2 separate regions of the Homo sapiens genome follow, and region 2 is linked to region 1. A link is a loop called in an ENCODE intact Hi-C map of the cell type or tissue named here. Cell type or tissue: dorsolateral prefrontal cortex. All regions are shown on one strand.

The links. A loop is a pair of places that touch in the nucleus more often than their neighbours do. Peaks named below come from ENCODE experiments on the same cell type or tissue, not always from the same donor. Only the 100,000 strongest peaks of a DNase experiment are listed, where the experiment ranks them.
Region 2: a loop joins it to region 1, with 9 times the contacts of the local background. A loop is called at or near these places in 68 of 110 quality-filtered maps.

What each region holds. Positions count from the first base shown.
Region 1 is chr9:122,096,347-122,104,346 of GRCh38, forward strand. No RefSeq gene overlaps it. Among named protein-coding and RNA genes, the nearest start is that of TTLL11, 7.0 kb to the left of the region's middle. In dorsolateral prefrontal cortex, CTCF peaks have their summits at 3,122 (motif pointing right) and 3,333; a DNase peak (open chromatin) is centred at 3,145; H3K4me3 peaks cover 379 bases; H3K27ac peaks cover 1,811 bases.
Region 2 is chr9:122,347,338-122,355,337 of GRCh38, forward strand. No RefSeq gene overlaps it. Among named protein-coding and RNA genes, the nearest start is that of PTGS1, 20 kb to the right of the region's middle. RefSeq lists a silencer at 3,265-3,471. In dorsolateral prefrontal cortex, CTCF peaks have their summits at 3,423 (motif pointing left) and 3,628; DNase peaks (open chromatin) are centred at 3,424 and 7,619; H3K4me3 peaks cover 495 bases; H3K27ac peaks cover 126 bases.

The DNA of each region.
Region 1 (8,000 bases):
TTCTGAAATCAACCCCTCTCCCTGCCTCCATGCCTTTGTAAACATTGTTCCTTCTGTCTGGACTTCCCTTCCTTCATGTCTGTTCTTAGACAAACTTTTCCCAGTGCCTCAGGCAGAAATAGTTACTCTCTGTGCTCTTCTATTCACACCCATAATTCTCATCCACAACTCTCAACCCTGGTCTGTCTGTCACACTATCTAGAAATCATCTCAGCCTCCACCATTAGTCTGGGCAAGAACAAATCTTGTCTGATTCATCTCTGTATCCCCATCTCTTGGGTCTTGGAACACAGTGGCCCTTGCTTTGTTCATGGTAGTATGAACAAAGTAGTATGGATGTATTAATGAATGAGTCATTTTCAGCCTCATATGTCAAATCTGTAAGGACAATCCCATATAGAAATATTCATTTTGGCTTCACATCCCGAGACCTCTTCTGCCTCAGGGCCTTTGCACATGCCCTCTGCCTTTCTTTAGATCTCTGGCTACTGCTCCTTCATTATTCAGTGTAAATGATACATCTGCACAGATACCTCTGATCTCTTCATCTAAGTCAGACTTATTCAGATGAAATAATTATGCAAGAGAGGAAAATAGGAGGTGTCATGAGGGAGTATATGATTAAGTGCCAATGAGGCAAAGAGTAAAAAATAAAATTCATCCAGTAGCTCAAGAAATAGAGAATTTACTGTGAATTAGAAAGCTAGACCAGGCTTCCTATAAGAGAGAGACTATAAGCTGAGTCTTCGAGGTGGAGTAGGAATCAGGTTGATAGAAAGCTAGGTGGGGTGGTCACTGAAGAGCTATGGATAGGGCTGCTGCAGTCATGCAAGAGGCCTTGCGGGCGTTGAAATCCAATGTGTGCAAAGCCTCACCCATCATGGCTTTGGCCATGGGATGGGGGTGCTTTTGCCCATTGGCTTAAAGACTCCCAGGGCTCATGGAGGCCCTGTACTGAGAGGGAAGATGAAGAAAAGGTGAAGCAAGATTTAAGAAGGGGATAATCATCTGCTTCTTCAAGAGGGCAGGGAGCAGACTGGACCAGTTGAAATACAAGCCTCTGAGCAAGGGAGAAAAGAAAGGAAACAAGGCCCACTTGAGCCCGACTGTCAGGTCTTTGAATACCATGGCACCCTTGACTTCTCAGGAAATTCTAAAATGTGTTAGTGGAAAATCCAAACCCACATGAGACTTCTTCAAGAAAAGCTTTAGCTGTGTCTGCTAAGAAGCAAAAGCAGGTTAGATTTCAGGACTAGGATTACTTCCAAAAAATACACAAATGTGAAAATAAAGTTCTCCGGGAGTTCTCTCCTTTTCCTTCCCAGCACTCACCATAGTTTACAGTTGGAGTGTTACTTGTTTGTTTACTTGTTATAGCCTGTCTTGCCAGCCAGAGTCTGGGTGCCAGAATATAAAGGGTGTGTTGTTCTTGCTGACCACAATATCCTAGTGCCTAGTTCAGTGCCTGGCACAGAGTAGGCATTCTGGAACTGTTGAATGAATGAATGAATGAATGAATGAATGAATGAATGAAAAATTAGACTGCCCAGATAGTCAACAATTAAAAAATGGTTAAGTGAATGATAGCAAACGCTGTCAATGACAGCTTCAGCCGCTTAGGAAAATGTTGATGATGTAACATTAAGGGAACTGGTGCAAGCATTGCAATTACAATGCTTAAAAAGTGCTCTGCGTAAACAGGGCCTGGAAGAATATAGAGACAAATGAGAACAGCTGTGGTGCCGGAGACACGAGATCTTGCTTAAAATTTTCCACTCAGTTTTGGCAAACCGTAACAACCTTGTGGCTCTTCATATCCTTGAACCTTGAAATCAATCTCATTTCTAGAGACTGCTGATAAGAGTCGGAAAGACAAAGCTTTAGGTAGTAATCTGTTACTGGTGAGTAACCTCTCTGCGACAGGCACTGTCCTAAGCATTTTGCATACATCATGTCATTTAATCTGTAAACCAGCTCTGGGATGGGTCCCATTGTTAATCACATTTTACAGATGGTGAAGGAAATGGCTACTACTCCGAGAAGAGAAGGCGCTTGCCCAAGTCACAGCTAGTAAAGGCAAAGACAGGATTCAAACTCAGAGTGGTCTGACACCAGCACCAGCTCCCAACACCCACACTTATTCACACACCAAGACTTTGTCCACAAAAATACTCAACATACATTTAAACACCAGCGAGTTTAATCCTCAGCTCTGTGAAAATTATATGCAGGGAAAAACACTGGAGGCAGATATGCCAAAATATTAGTAGTGGTTATTCTGGGTGATGGAATTAAGGGTGACTTATTTTCTTCTTTATTCTTTTCTATAATTTCCACATTTTCTACAATGAGCACGCGTTGCCTTAATAACTGGAAAATCAATGTACTTTTAAATTAAAATTTTACCTTAGTTGTTATTTCTCAATGCTCAGAGTGTTCTTTCTCTAATAGAAGTCTGACCATGTCAGTCCTCTGTTTAAAACCCTCCTGGGGACCCCTGAAGCTATATGGGAAAGAGCTTGTTTTGTTTTTGTTTTTGAGACAGGGTCTCACCCTGTTGCCTAGGCTGGAGTGCAGTGACACGATCTCCACTTACTGCAACCTCTGCCTTCTGGGTTCAAGCGATTCTCATGCTTCAGTCTCCCGAGTAGCTGGGACTACAGGCACTCCCCACCACACGGGTTAATTTTTGTACTTTTAATAGAGACAGGGCTTCGCCATGTTGGCCAGGTTGGTCTCAAACTCCTGACCTCAAATGATCCACCCATCTCGACCTCCCAAAGTGCTAGGATTACAGGCGTGAGACACTGCGATCGGCCGGGAAGGGGCTTGTTTTGACACTGACCTCACCATGTCTTCACCACTCCCATCCCATCCACATCCCAACACCTTGTCTCTTTCCCCCAGATGGACTTGCTGTAAAATGGACTTTTACAGCTGTCAAAGTCAATTGACTTTTTAAATTTTTAAATTGACGTTAACAGCTGTAAAAGTCCATTTTACAGCAAATCCATTTGTGGGGAAAGAGACAGGAGGAACAAATGGTCCAGGAGAGAAGGGTGTGGGGAACTTTTGCCCCAGCTGGTTGTTTCTGCCCTATTAGTATCAGAGGTCGCCACCAGGTGGCGCCCGAGGTCCAGTTTTTAAGAGGGAGAAGGCTGAAGCGCCTCTGAATCGCGAGCTCTGCCCAGCTAAGCTTGCAAACACACACATTTTTGCACCTCTGGGCTTTTGCCACTATTGCTCTCTCTGCTGGGTGCACCCTCCCTCACAGCTCACCTGACCCAATCCGCTCAGTTTATCCTTCAGGCCCAGCTACAAAATCTCCTTTTCTTAGGGTATGGCTGAGCTCCCGGGGGCATCCAGTTCCCGGAAGGCGGCGTGGCCGATCTTAATGAATGAGCAAAAGGCGTCATGTTCAGTTTCAGGTTAACTTTTTCTCTAATAGGTTGTTTCTTTCTTATTGTCAGTAGTAGCCATTGTTCATGGAGCACATCTGTATGTCGAGCCTCGTTGTGTATTTGGGCATTTAACTGAACATTATTTTCCCCACAGCACAGTTTAGCCTGGAGGCTGAGCACGAGTTGAGTTCTGAAGCTGACAGCCTGGGTTCAAGTCTTATCTCTCCCACTTTCTGGCTGATTATACTTAGATAGGTTACCTGGCTCTTCTGTGATTCTTTCCTCACTGTGAAAAGGTGAAAATGATAGTACCTACCTCCCGGTGTTCCTGTTACTTTGAGGATTAAGTTAGCCACCACATGGAAAAGCATTTAGAACAGAAACGGCCGGCATATACCAAACCCTCAAGTAACCTGTTGATCTCTGTTATGCCCCTATGTCCCTCTTGGCTTTATGATTCTCTAGAAAGCAGTGACATCCCCTCCTCTTGGATCTGCTTTTATGACCTCTCCACCCCATGCTAGGCTGCATTTCCCCATCCCCACAGACCAGGAGTTTCTGGAGGACTGGGCTGTGGTTGATTCAGTCCCCTGGGCCCCCAGCACAGGGCCCAGCACAGAGTAAATGGCACTTATGGAATTGGATTATGAATTATTTAGCCTGGGCATTGTTGCCTTAGGTTTTACAGTTCTGTATCTACAGGTATGTCAAGGGATATAGGGGTGAAAGAGGAAATTACCGAAACAAAACAGTTTTGACATTTTTATTGGAGGGTAATATACACACAGAAAACTTCGATGGATTTTCATAAACTGAAAAGACCGAAGAAACCAACACCCAGATCAAAAATCAGAACATCCCCAGCACCCTGGAAGCCCCACCCTAGGGTAATTGCTTTCCTGACTTCTAATAGCATGGATTAGTTTTGTTTAAAATAAGATACATTTTAACTGATTCCAAGTTTTAAGAACCCACGTCATACATTATGTGCTTAGGTGGAGAGGCATAAGGCCAGAGGCTATTTTCAAACACAACAGCAGACAGTGGGACCCACAGTGACCAACAGCCCACTGGGGTGGGGCCCTGCTTCATGGCTTGCAAAATGCCATATGATATCTGTGCACCGAGTACCCCTTTCCACTTCTGCACACCCATGTGTCCATGCTGTGCGTGGAAGTCAAGGAGGGACGTCCCAGAAGAGGGGACAGGGACAAGAGCAGGGCGCCTGGCAGAACCGATCACTCAGGGAAAGGCCCTGACAGGTGAACTAGGGAACGTAAGGGGGTGCTGGGTGTGGGCAGGAGGGGTGTGGTAAAGACATGCAGAGGCTGGCAAGCTCAGGGTCAGAACAAGCCCCTTCACTGCCGGCACAGTGGCTCACACCTATAATCCCAGCACTTTGGGAGGCCGAGACAGGCAGATCACTTGAGGTCAGGAGTTCGAGACCAGCCTGGCCAACATGGCGAAATCCCATCTCTACTAAAAGTACAAAAATTAGCCAGCGTGGTGGTACATGTCTGTAGTCGCAGCTACTCAGTAGACTGAGGCATAAGACTTGCTTGAACCCAGAAGGCAGAGGTTGCAGTAAGTGGAGATCGTGCCACTGCATTCCAGCCTGGGTGACAGAGATCGTGCCACTGCACTCCAGCCTGGTGACAAAAACAAAACAAGCTCCTTCCCATAGCTTCAGGGGTCCCTAGGAGGGTTTTTAGCAGAGGACTGACTGGTCAGATTTCTATTTCAGAAATAAAGCTCTGCACGTTGAGAAATAAAAGTAAGTTAACATTTATTGTCCTAAACCCTTTACGTGGATTATTGAGTTTATGGCTCACAGCAACTAAGGAGGTAGACAGCAGTGGTCTCCCACTTTATAGATCAGGAAGCAGCACAAGGAAAGTAAGTGGGTGCCCAAAGTCACTCAGCTGGAAGTTCTGGAGCTCATATGCCAACCCGGGCCCAGAGCCTGACCCCTAACTTTATTCTACCTTGGAAGAGGGCTTGGGGGCAGAATCGGGGTGAGGAGACCAGTGAGGAGTCTACTGCAGTTAAGCAGCCCAGAGGTGGTGGGGGGCGGCTGTGGGAAGGGGACCGAGATAGGAGGGAACTGGGGCCCTTCCTGCTGCTCAGGCTCATCAGCATTGCCCTTTCCTCAGGCACCAGGAGCTTGGACTGGGCTCCCCTCTCACCAGCCAAATTTCAGAGACTCCCAGTTTCCTCCTCCTCCCTCCTCACTGTCCCCAAAAGACTCATCCTTCCAATGCTTTCACTTTGCCAAGGAAGAAGCTTAGGAGATGGCAGTAAGTCTGGGGTCCCACAGCCCTGGTCTGTACCCTGGGGCTCAACAACTTCATGAAAGGGTCTCTGGAAGCACTGGGGAGCCTGCCCCCTCTAGTTATTATCCTGAGGATGAGTGGAGGTGATCCTGGCTTCCTTCCCCCTGGGCCTCTTCCTCCAGGGCATCCCTGTCCCTGGGAGATTAGCTTGAAGCTGCCATCAGCCTCAAGGATAGCACCCCCTTGTCTTGGGGGGATGAATGGTCACTAGGAGACCTCCAGACTAGCAACACCTCCTGTGGAGCCCCTGCCCTGGGAAGCCTCCTGGAGAAGGCTGATGGAAGACAGAGGTATCTTTGGGCAGCCACACCTGGCACCTGGTGGACAGACATACCTGGAGGGGCAGGCCGGAGGGAGGTGAAGACAGCTTTAGGGAGAAATTGGAGCTGCAGATGGAGGCCTAATCTTGTCTGCTCTGAGAAAGAGCCCTAGGAAAGAAAGGAAGAGAGAGAGGAGTGGCGGGAGGGAAAGATGGAGGAAAGGAAGAAACTTACATTTGCTTAACACTTCCAGTATATTGGGAACTTGATATAAACAAACCTTCACAGCAAGATTATAAGCCTCTGTAGTGTAGAGCAGGAATCAGCAAACTTTTTCTGTAAGGACTATATAATAAATATCTTAGGCTTTGTAGGTTCTGTCACAACCACCCAAGTCTGCCATTATCATGAGAAACCAGCTACAGACACCATGTAAATGAATGAGCTAGCATGGCTGTGTTCCAAACTTTATTTACAAAAACAAGCAGGAGGCTGGGCACGGTGGCTCATGCCTGTAATCCCAGCACTCGGGGAGGCCGAGGTGGGAGGATCTCCTGAGATCAGGAGTTTGAGACCAGACTCACCAACATCGAGAAGCCCCATCTCTACTAAAAATACAAAATTAGCCGGGCATGGTGGCACATGCCTGTAATCCCAGCTACTTGGGAGGCTGAGGCAGGAGAATCACTTGAACTCGGGAGGCGGAGGTTGCGGTGAGCCAAGATCGCGCCATTGCACTGTAGCCTGGGTGACAAAAGCAAAACTCCATCTCAAATAAATAAATAAATAAATAAATAAAAATAAAAATAAGCAGGAAAGATCCTCCACATCATTCACCATCAAGGAAATGCAAATCAAAACCACAGTGAGATAGTGCTTCCCATCCACTAGGATAGTTAGAATCAAAAAGACAGTAAGTGTGAGGATGTAGAGAAACTGCAGCTCTCACACTGCTGGTGGAAATGCAAAATGGTGCTTTGTTAACAGTCTGGCAGTGCCTCAAATGGTTAAGCATACAGTTACCATACGACCCAGTGACTTCATTCCCAGGTGGAATGAAAACCCAAGAAAAGTGAAAACGTGTCCACACAAAAACGTGTACACAGATGTGCATAGCAGCACTATTTATAATAGCCCAAAAGTGGAAACAATCCAAATGTCATCAAGTGATAAATGGATAAATAAAAGGTGGTACATCCATTCAATAATATATTATTTAGCAATAAGAAGGAATGAAGTAGGCCGGGTGCAGTGGCTCACGTCTTTAATCCCAGCACTCTGGGAGGCCGAGTCAGGTGGATCACCTGAGGTCAGGAGTTCCAGACCAGCCTGGCCAACATGGTGAAACCCCATCTCTACCAAAAATAGAAAAATTAGCTGGGCATGGTGGTGCGCACCTATAGTCCCAGCTACTCCAGAAGGTGAGGCCGGAGAATCACTTGAACCCAGGGGTCAGAGGTTGCAGTGAGCCGAGATCACACCACTGCACTCCAGCTTGGACAAGAGAGCGAGACTCTGTCTCAAAAAAATAAAAATAAAAAGGAATGAAATAATAGATAATGTAAGAAATTTATCAGTATATAATGATACTAATTTCCAAATTGAACAGGTTTATTGTGTATCCAGCCCAGTGAATAGAATAGGCACATACCAAGCCATATCATGTTAAATTCTGATAGACTGAGAAGGATAAAATCCTAAATATATCCAGAGAAAGAAAGTAGGAGGGACAGTGAAAACACAAGGAATGGGAAACAGAATGACATGAGATTTCTCAACAACACAGAATCTAGAAGATAGTAGAGCAGTGCCTTCAAAATTATAAGTCAAAGTGATGGAGAATTCTATACCCAACCAAACTATCAAGTATGAAGCTAGAATAATATTTTCAGACATTCTAGGCCTCAAAAATTTATATTCCAAGTACACTTTTGAGGAACAACTGAGAATGTGCTCTCCCAAAATGAGGGAGTAAAACAAGAAAGAGGAAGACTTGGGATTCGGAA
Region 2 (8,000 bases), 250 kb after region 1:
CACTCCCCGCGTCCAGTTTCCTGCTCCGCTAAAAACCCAACCCTGTGCTACGGTTCCTCAGCCTCCTGACAAGAGAAGGTGCACAGTGAAACCCAGGATTTCGGAGGAAAGTTTCACCAGCTAAGAAACCTACCACTGTAGCTTGAGCCACGCCCCACAACTCTGGCCTAAAACACCCTCTTCTGAGCGGAACGTTGTTTGCAGGCACCTTTATGGATGGGAAACAGAGACCCGGAAGAGGAAAAACTTGCTTAAGGCCATCAATAACAAAAACCCTATTGTGCAAAATTTTTACAAACCGGGGGCTTTCTCCCGTGCTTAGAGGCATTGCCACTTTCATGGTGGTTGTTGATTGAAAAACTGATGGAATGATCACTTACTGGGTGAACCGGCGTCACACCTGATACTGAATCCTCACGTCCCTTTTGGAGGTGGACATGAGTAAACTGAGGCCCAGAGATATAAAGTGTCTTGCCCCAGCTGGTTGAGGAATGGGACTCGGCCCTGCTCTGTTTTGGGAGATGTTACTCCTGACAATGCTGGCACCATAATCTTGGGCGGGGACATATTTGCATAAGGGTTAAGATCTAATCAAGTCAGGAAAAAGTAAGGAGTTAGCAACCCCACCCATTGCAGCCCAGCCCAGCCCATAGCATTGAGCTTTGCCCTCTTGGCCTAGATTGTCCTCTTGCCTCTTTGGTGGGAAAAGGTAGGAAAGGAAAAGGTTGAATCTTCACAGTTCCCACAGGGGCCCAGAGAGGTTAAGTGAGTGGCACCAGGTCACACAGCAAAATGGCTGTGAAGCAGAGCCTCCACTCACACACAGCCAGACCTCTCTTTTTGGGGAGAACCCTTTTCCTGCGTCCTGAAATTTTGGGGACCTGTCCTGAGGTGTCTTCACCCACTAGGCCAGGAGATTCTGATTATGGAGAAACGGCCTCCCCTCCACCCCTATCCCTGCCCGGCCGGGGAACCCTACACCCTGGGGTAATTGAGATCAGATGCAGCTGTGACCCACAGAATGCTCCCTAGGAACCTGGAAGCATTTATTGTCTGGAAGAGAATCCAGGGTTATCCTCCCTCCCTTGCTGTCCCCTCCCCAGGCGGCCTGGCCGAAGGTGGATCGGGCCTGAGGAGCCTCTGGTGCTGCCCCGGGTTAGAGCAGAGGCCTTGATGAATACGACTGCTGAAAGCGTCTTCCTGGCTTCCTCCTTCCTGGGGATATGGTTACAGGGGGCCAGACTTCCTGCCCAGCCTGCCTTCGCCTTCGCCTTTTTAGCAAAGTGTGGTTCTGCAGGCTCTCCTCCTGCAGGCAGCTCCGCACGCCCACCCCCATGCTTTGCAGCTGGGGCACCAGCTGGCCCCATTTCATTCAGAGCCCAGCTCAAATGTCACCTCCTCAGGGAGACCCTCCCTGGCCACCCTATATGAACCAGCCCACCTACCAGCAGTCCTTCCCTCTCACCCTGTTTAATTCTCTTCATATCACTTATCTTTAGTTGGGTGGTTCATTTATTTTCTTTCAATAATGTTTATTTCCTCTCCCCACCGCAAGAATGTGAACCCTGGGAGGAAGGGGACTTTGTCCTGCTCACTGCTGTATCATGAAGCCTGGAACTGTGCTTGGCACATAGTAGGTGCTCAGTAAATACTGGCTGAAAGAACAAGGCAAGGACTGAGCAACTGCTGTTGACCTCTGAACTTGGAAGTTGGCCTTGAATCACATTGCTCTGAGGTGAGGTTTGCAGTTTCGGATCTCCACCCTTTGGCTTGTCCTGATTGCACATCTCTGGTATAAATCCCCACTATCTTTTTTTTTTAAACAGAGTCTCACTTTGTCACCCAGGCTGGAGTGCTGTGGTATGATCTCGGCTCACTGCAACCTCTGCCTCCCAGGTTCAAGTGATTCTCCTGCCTCAGCCTCCCGAGTGTGGGATTATGGGTGCCTGCCACTACACCTGGCCCCTGGTCTCCAATTTCTTGTGTCTGGATTTTGGTTCTCTCTCCTCACTCAACAAGCCCATTTTACATGGTAGTGCTATGAAGTCGGGCAGGGTGCCTGCTGGCCAATACCATACCTTTGTCTGACTTGAGAAAAGGTGCTCCCTAATGGGAGGATGCAGTCCTGCTGGTCCCCAGCTTGACCAACAGAAAGTGAACTTACATGAAGAAAACGGACCATCTTTTTTGGCTGACACAGCCCCACACTTGGGCATAGGTTGGCTGATTTCAGACCTCTTGTGTAGTGCACAGACTCCACAGGTGTGTGACTTGTGCTTGGTTTAATCTTCTACTGCCATTGTCTTGAACATTTTAATATTTGAACAAGGGGCTGCATATTTTTATTTTTCAAAGGGCCCCTCAAATTACGTAGCTAGTCCTGATTCTACACACAGTCCTGATTAGGTGTTAGCTGCCCCCATTATACAGAGGGGGGAAGCTGAAGCCCAGAAAAGGTGACCACTAACGTGGCTCAGTGAAGCCTGGTGGGGCAGAGGCTGGTCTGCCAGCTCCTAGCTGGGTGAGGCTGGGCACACTCTGTTATGGGGGAAACAGGCATGGTCCCCTCCCCTGACCCCCGCAGGTGCTCAGGATCAGAGAGAAGAGAGATGCTGTTCACTTGTTTGCATTGCCCGGACACAGCAGGTGCTTGGTACTTGTGGGGGACTGAGGTGCCAGGGCAGTGTGGTAGAGGGAGTGACGCTTTCCATTAGGGGCTTTGGAGAGGGCTCCCTGGAGGAGGTGTCAAGGGATCTGACATTGAAGGATGAGGAGGGTTTGAATCAAGAGAGGAGGGGAAGGATATTCCCAAGAGAAGGTCCAGGATGGGCAAAGATCGCTCAGTCTGGATAGGAGAATGAGGATGGCACTGGAGAGGTAGGGGCCTCAACGTCAGGGTGAAGATTTTATCTTCTGTGTGGGCTTGGGAGAGTCCCCAGCTTCTACTCCAACCACAGCAGATCAGTGTAAACATGTTTTCTGTTTTATACATGGGATGGAGGTGCAGGGAGTGAGAGGGTCTTTGGATTTTGCTTGTAAAAAAAGAAGTTGCCTCTAAAAATATGGTTAAAAGCCACAGCTGTCGGGGATGGAAAACAGAGAAGGAATTAATACTCCGTCTGGCAGCTCTGGCCTTCTTTCCTTAAGGAGGGTTTGCCCTCTTTAAGGAAAACCCATAGCCTCAGAGAGGGGCAGGTGTCTGCTCTGGGTCCCTGGTGTATCTAGAACCCAGGACTCCTGACTACTAGATTGGTGCTTTTTTGACTTCATAGCTGCAGGAACTCATCTCCACAGGCCTGTGGTCCAGTTTCCGTGGTCTCGTGGCAAAGCTGCATCTCCAGCAGCAATAGATGCTTCCTTCTCCCTCCTCTGGCCGGCCTGCCAGGCCAGCCCTGGAAAAAGGCGGCCTATGCTGCCACCTGGTGGCCACTCACAGGCAGGGGAGGGTGCCACTTCTCTGCTGGGAGCTAGCTGCATTGTCCTGGTAACTGATGGTCTAGACACGGGATCCTGTGCCTGGGTGGGGGTTGCCCTGTTCTGGGGCATTGACCCCTTTGGGAATCTGGGACTATTAATGGTGGTATGGCCCACCTCAAATCTGTTCTTCCTTCTGTCTTTCCCAGTCTAAGGGACTTAATACCCTAATTGTCTAATCTGGAAGCCTGGGTTTTACCCTTGACTCTTCCCCCTCTCTTTTCCCCTAAATCCGGTCTGTCCCGAAGTCCTGTCAAGCCTACCTTTTAGGCACATATGGCATGTGTCCCATGCTCTCTATTCTCAAGACCACGACTCGGGTCCAGCCGCGTCATTGTCCTCACCTGGTCTTCTCCCCACTCAGGCCTGTCTGCAATCCACTCCCCAGTCTACATCCAGAGGGACTTTGTTAAAATGCATGAATACTTATATTCTCCCTGCTTGAAACCATCAATGGCTCCCTATTACCCCCAGGACAAAACTTAGCCTTTTTGCCAGGCTGCCTCTTAGAATTGCCACCCTCTTAGAAATAGTCTCTTACAAACCCTCTAGCTCTGCTTCCCACAAGCCCCCTCTTTCCCCCACTAGCTGGGCAGCATAGCACAGTGGTTACAGGAGTAGATGCTAGTGCCTGGGTATCTGCTTTTTTTTTTTTTTTTTTTTTTTTTTTGCAATGGAGTCTCACTCTGTCGCCCAGGCTGGAGTGCAGTGGCGCAATCTCAGCTCACTGCAAGCTCCGCCTCCTGGGTTCACGCCATTCTCCTGCCTCAGCCTCCCCAGTAGCTGGGACTACAAGCGCCTGCCACCACGCCTGGCTAATTTTTTGTATTTTTTTTTTTTTTTAGTAGAGATGGGGTTTCACCCTGTTAGCCAGGATGGTCTCAATCTCCTGACCTCATGATCCTCCCGCCTTGGCCTCCCAAAGTGCTGGGATTACAGGCGTGAGCCATCAAGCCCTGCTGGTATCTGCTTTTAAATTTCGCTTTTGTCATTTGATAACTGTGTGACCTCAGTCAGGTTCCTTATCTCATTTTCCCAATCTCCAAAATGGGATTGATGATAATAGTGCCTAAGAGGCACTATTAACTGAAATATCACATAAGAAATTGTGCTAAGTTGGGCCAACTACAAGGTTAGAGGGCAGAGACTCCACACAAGACCACTTTCATTTCTTTCTTTCTTTCTTTTTTTTTTTTTTGAGATGGAGTCTGGCTCTGTTGCCCAGGCTGGAGTGCAGTGGTGTGATCTCGGCTCACTGCAACCACCACCTCCAAGGTGTGAGTGATTCTTCTGCCTCAGCCTCCCAAGTAGCTGGGACTACAGGTGCGTGCCACCAAGCCTGGCTTTTTTTTTTTTTTTTTTTTTGTATTTTTAGTAGAGACAGGGTTTCACCGTGTTAGCCAGGATGGTCTCGATCTCCTGACCTTGTGATCCGCCCGCCTCGGCCTCCCAAAGTGCTTGGATTACAGGCGTGAGCCACTGTGCCCGGCCCACCTTCATTTCTTAAAAATTTTTTTTAATTAAAAAATTAAAAAATAATTTTTTGTGTTAATTTTTTTCCCCCAGAGATGAAGTCTCACTATGTTGCCCAAGCTGGTCTCGAGCTCCTGAGCTCAAGTGATCTGCCCACCTTGGACTCCCAAAATGCTGGGATTACAGGTGTGCGCTACTGTGCCTGGACAAAAAATTTTAAAGTTTTAAAATTTATTCATTTATTTGTTTATTATTATTTTTGAAACAGAGTCTCAGTCTATCACCCAGGCTCGAGTGCAATGGTATGATTATGGCTCACTGCAGTCTTGACCTCCTGGACTCACGTGATCCTCCCACCTCAGCCTCCTGAATAGCTGGGACTACAGGCATGCACTACCATGCCAGGCTGATTTTTTATTTTTTGTAGAGACACAGTACCATTATGTTGCTCAGGCTGGTCTCGAACTCCTGGCCTCAAGTGATCCACCCATCTCAGCCTCCCAAAGTGCTGGGATTACAGGCATGAGCCACGATGCCTGTCCACCATCACTTCTGATACCAGCTACAAGTTCAAGAGGTTCCCCAAACCACCCTCAGATTCCGTAATTTGCTAGAAAGACTCACAAGACTCACTGAAAGCCGTTATACTCATGGTTATAGTTTATTACAGGGAAAGAATACAGATTAAGATCAGCCAAAGGGAGAGATGTATAGGGCAGAGCCCAGGGGGGTTTCTTTCAAACATGAAGTAAAGCTTCCATTGTCCTTCCCATGGAATCAGAATGTGTCACTCTCCTAGAATCAATGTGACAATATCTGTGGAGTATTGCCAACTGAGGAAGTGCATCTGAGCTCAGTGTTCAGAGTTTTTATTGGGGCTCTATTTTCTTTTCTCTAATTTACTTTATTGTAAGAATATAGCATATAATATATATAACATATAAAATATGTGTTAATCATCTGTTATGTTATTGGTAAGGCTTCTGGACAACGGTAGGCTATCAATGGTTAGGTTTTTGGGGAGTCAAAAGTTATATGTGAATTTTTGACTGCATGGGGGTCAGTTTCCCTAATCCCTGCATTATTTTTATTTTTTTGAGACAGAGTCTAGTTCTGTTGCCAGGCTGGGGTGCAGTGGCATGATCTAGGCTCCTTGCAACCTCTGCCTCCTGGGTTCAAGTGATTCTCCTGCCTCAGCCTCCTGAGTAGCTGGAATTACAGGTGCCTGCCACGATGCCCAGATAATTTTTGTATTTTTAGTAGAGACAGGGTTTCACCATGTTGGCCAGGCTGGTCTCGAACTCCTGACCTCAAGTGATCCACCTGTCTTAGCCTCCCAAAGTGCTGGGATTACAGGCATGAGCCACCGTGCCTCGCCACCCCTGCATTGTTTAAGGGTCAACTGTACTAGCTGTTATCCACTTGAGATGCAATCTACTTCTCACAGTTCCTCTAAAGGGGAACTCTCTGTCTCTGGGCCTTTGCACCTACTGTCTTCTCTGCTACGAACACCTTTTCTCTGGGAAGACCCTGGGGACTGAGTTAGGTGCCCTGCATGTACCTCACCTGCCTCCTCTTCTCCTCTTTCCCAGGACTTATCCCATGGTCATTGCCTGGTCAGTGGTCAATGTCTGTGTCCCCCATCACAGTGTGGGTACCTTGTGGGCACAGAAGCTTCTGTCTTATTCTTCCCTGTTCCAGGTGCTCGGCACAAAGTAAGCACTAAGGAACTGGTTATTTTATTATTTTTATTTTTGAGACAGAGTCTCCCTCTGTTGCCCAGGCTGGAGTGCAGTGGCGCAATCTCAGCTCACTGCAACATCTGCCTCTCGGGTTCAAGTGATTCTCCTGCCTCAGCCTCCTGAGTAGCTGGGATTACAGGTGCATGACACAATGCACAGTTAATTTTTGTATTTTTGGTAGAGACGGGGTTTCACCATGTTGGCCAGGCTGGTTTCGAACTCCTGACCTCAGGTGATCCACTCACCTCAGCATCCCAAAATGTTGGGATTACAGGCGTGAGCCACTGCGCTCAGCCAGGAACTGGTTATTAAGTTAAACTTTGAACTCTGTGCTATAGGACAGAACTTAAAAACTAGATTAGACTCAGAAAGGATTTGAAAATAAATGATACAAATCTGGTGAAAAGCCATGGTCAGAAGAGGGACATTTCCTCTACTTCATAATGACATTAACCATTTAAATGCCAGGTTCTGTGCCAGGTGCTTATCCATGCTATCTCTTTTCTCCTTTAAAGCCCATGCATACAATTATCTCCATGTTAGTGATGAGGGCTTGGCCATTTAGGGAGGCAAGGTGATTTGCTCAAAGTCACACAGCTAGTAAGGGCCGAGGCGGAACTCATGCCTCTTGGAGGAGCTTGCCTCCGAGAGCTTGTAGCCTCTGGAAACAGTGATGTTGGCAGGGAGGGTGATTGCTGCTTGCCTGACTCTGAGGGCCCACTGGGCAGAGAAAATGACCTGTGTTGTGGGCCCTGAGCAGCAGCAGGGCCAGCAGGAGGCTGGGGAGGTGGATTTCAGTTTCTTGTGTCCAAGAACGCAGGCTGCCTGACGGGGTGGCAGCAAATGAACTCTTGCCTTGCACATTTGCTGCCCATGTGCCTCAAGGTCCAGGCCTGGGCTGAGATCCCTCCTCTCTGTCTATCCCCAGTGCTGCTGGGGGTGGGGAGAGGGTTCTGGGGAAAGAGGAAGGAAGAGCCAGTCCAGCCAGAGGTCTGCAGAGGAGCCAAAGGAAGAGGGAAGGAAGAGGAAGGAGGGAGGGCTCGGAGTGAGGGCTCAGAGTGAGGGTTCTGAGATTCCCAGCTCCCTCCAGTGCCTGAGTTCGTGGGTTCTGAGAAACAAGACGCTCTCTGGGTTGGGGGTGGGCTGCCTGAATTTGACCTTTTGGGCAGATGGGGCAGAAATCAGGGCCTCAAACAAACTCCATCTTGAGAGCCAACTGGGGAAGGACCTTGGCCTGGGGGCCAGGAGCCCTGGATTCCAGCTCCTTCTCTGTTTCGTGTTCTTGGGCAAACTCTTTCAGCTGTAGGCCTC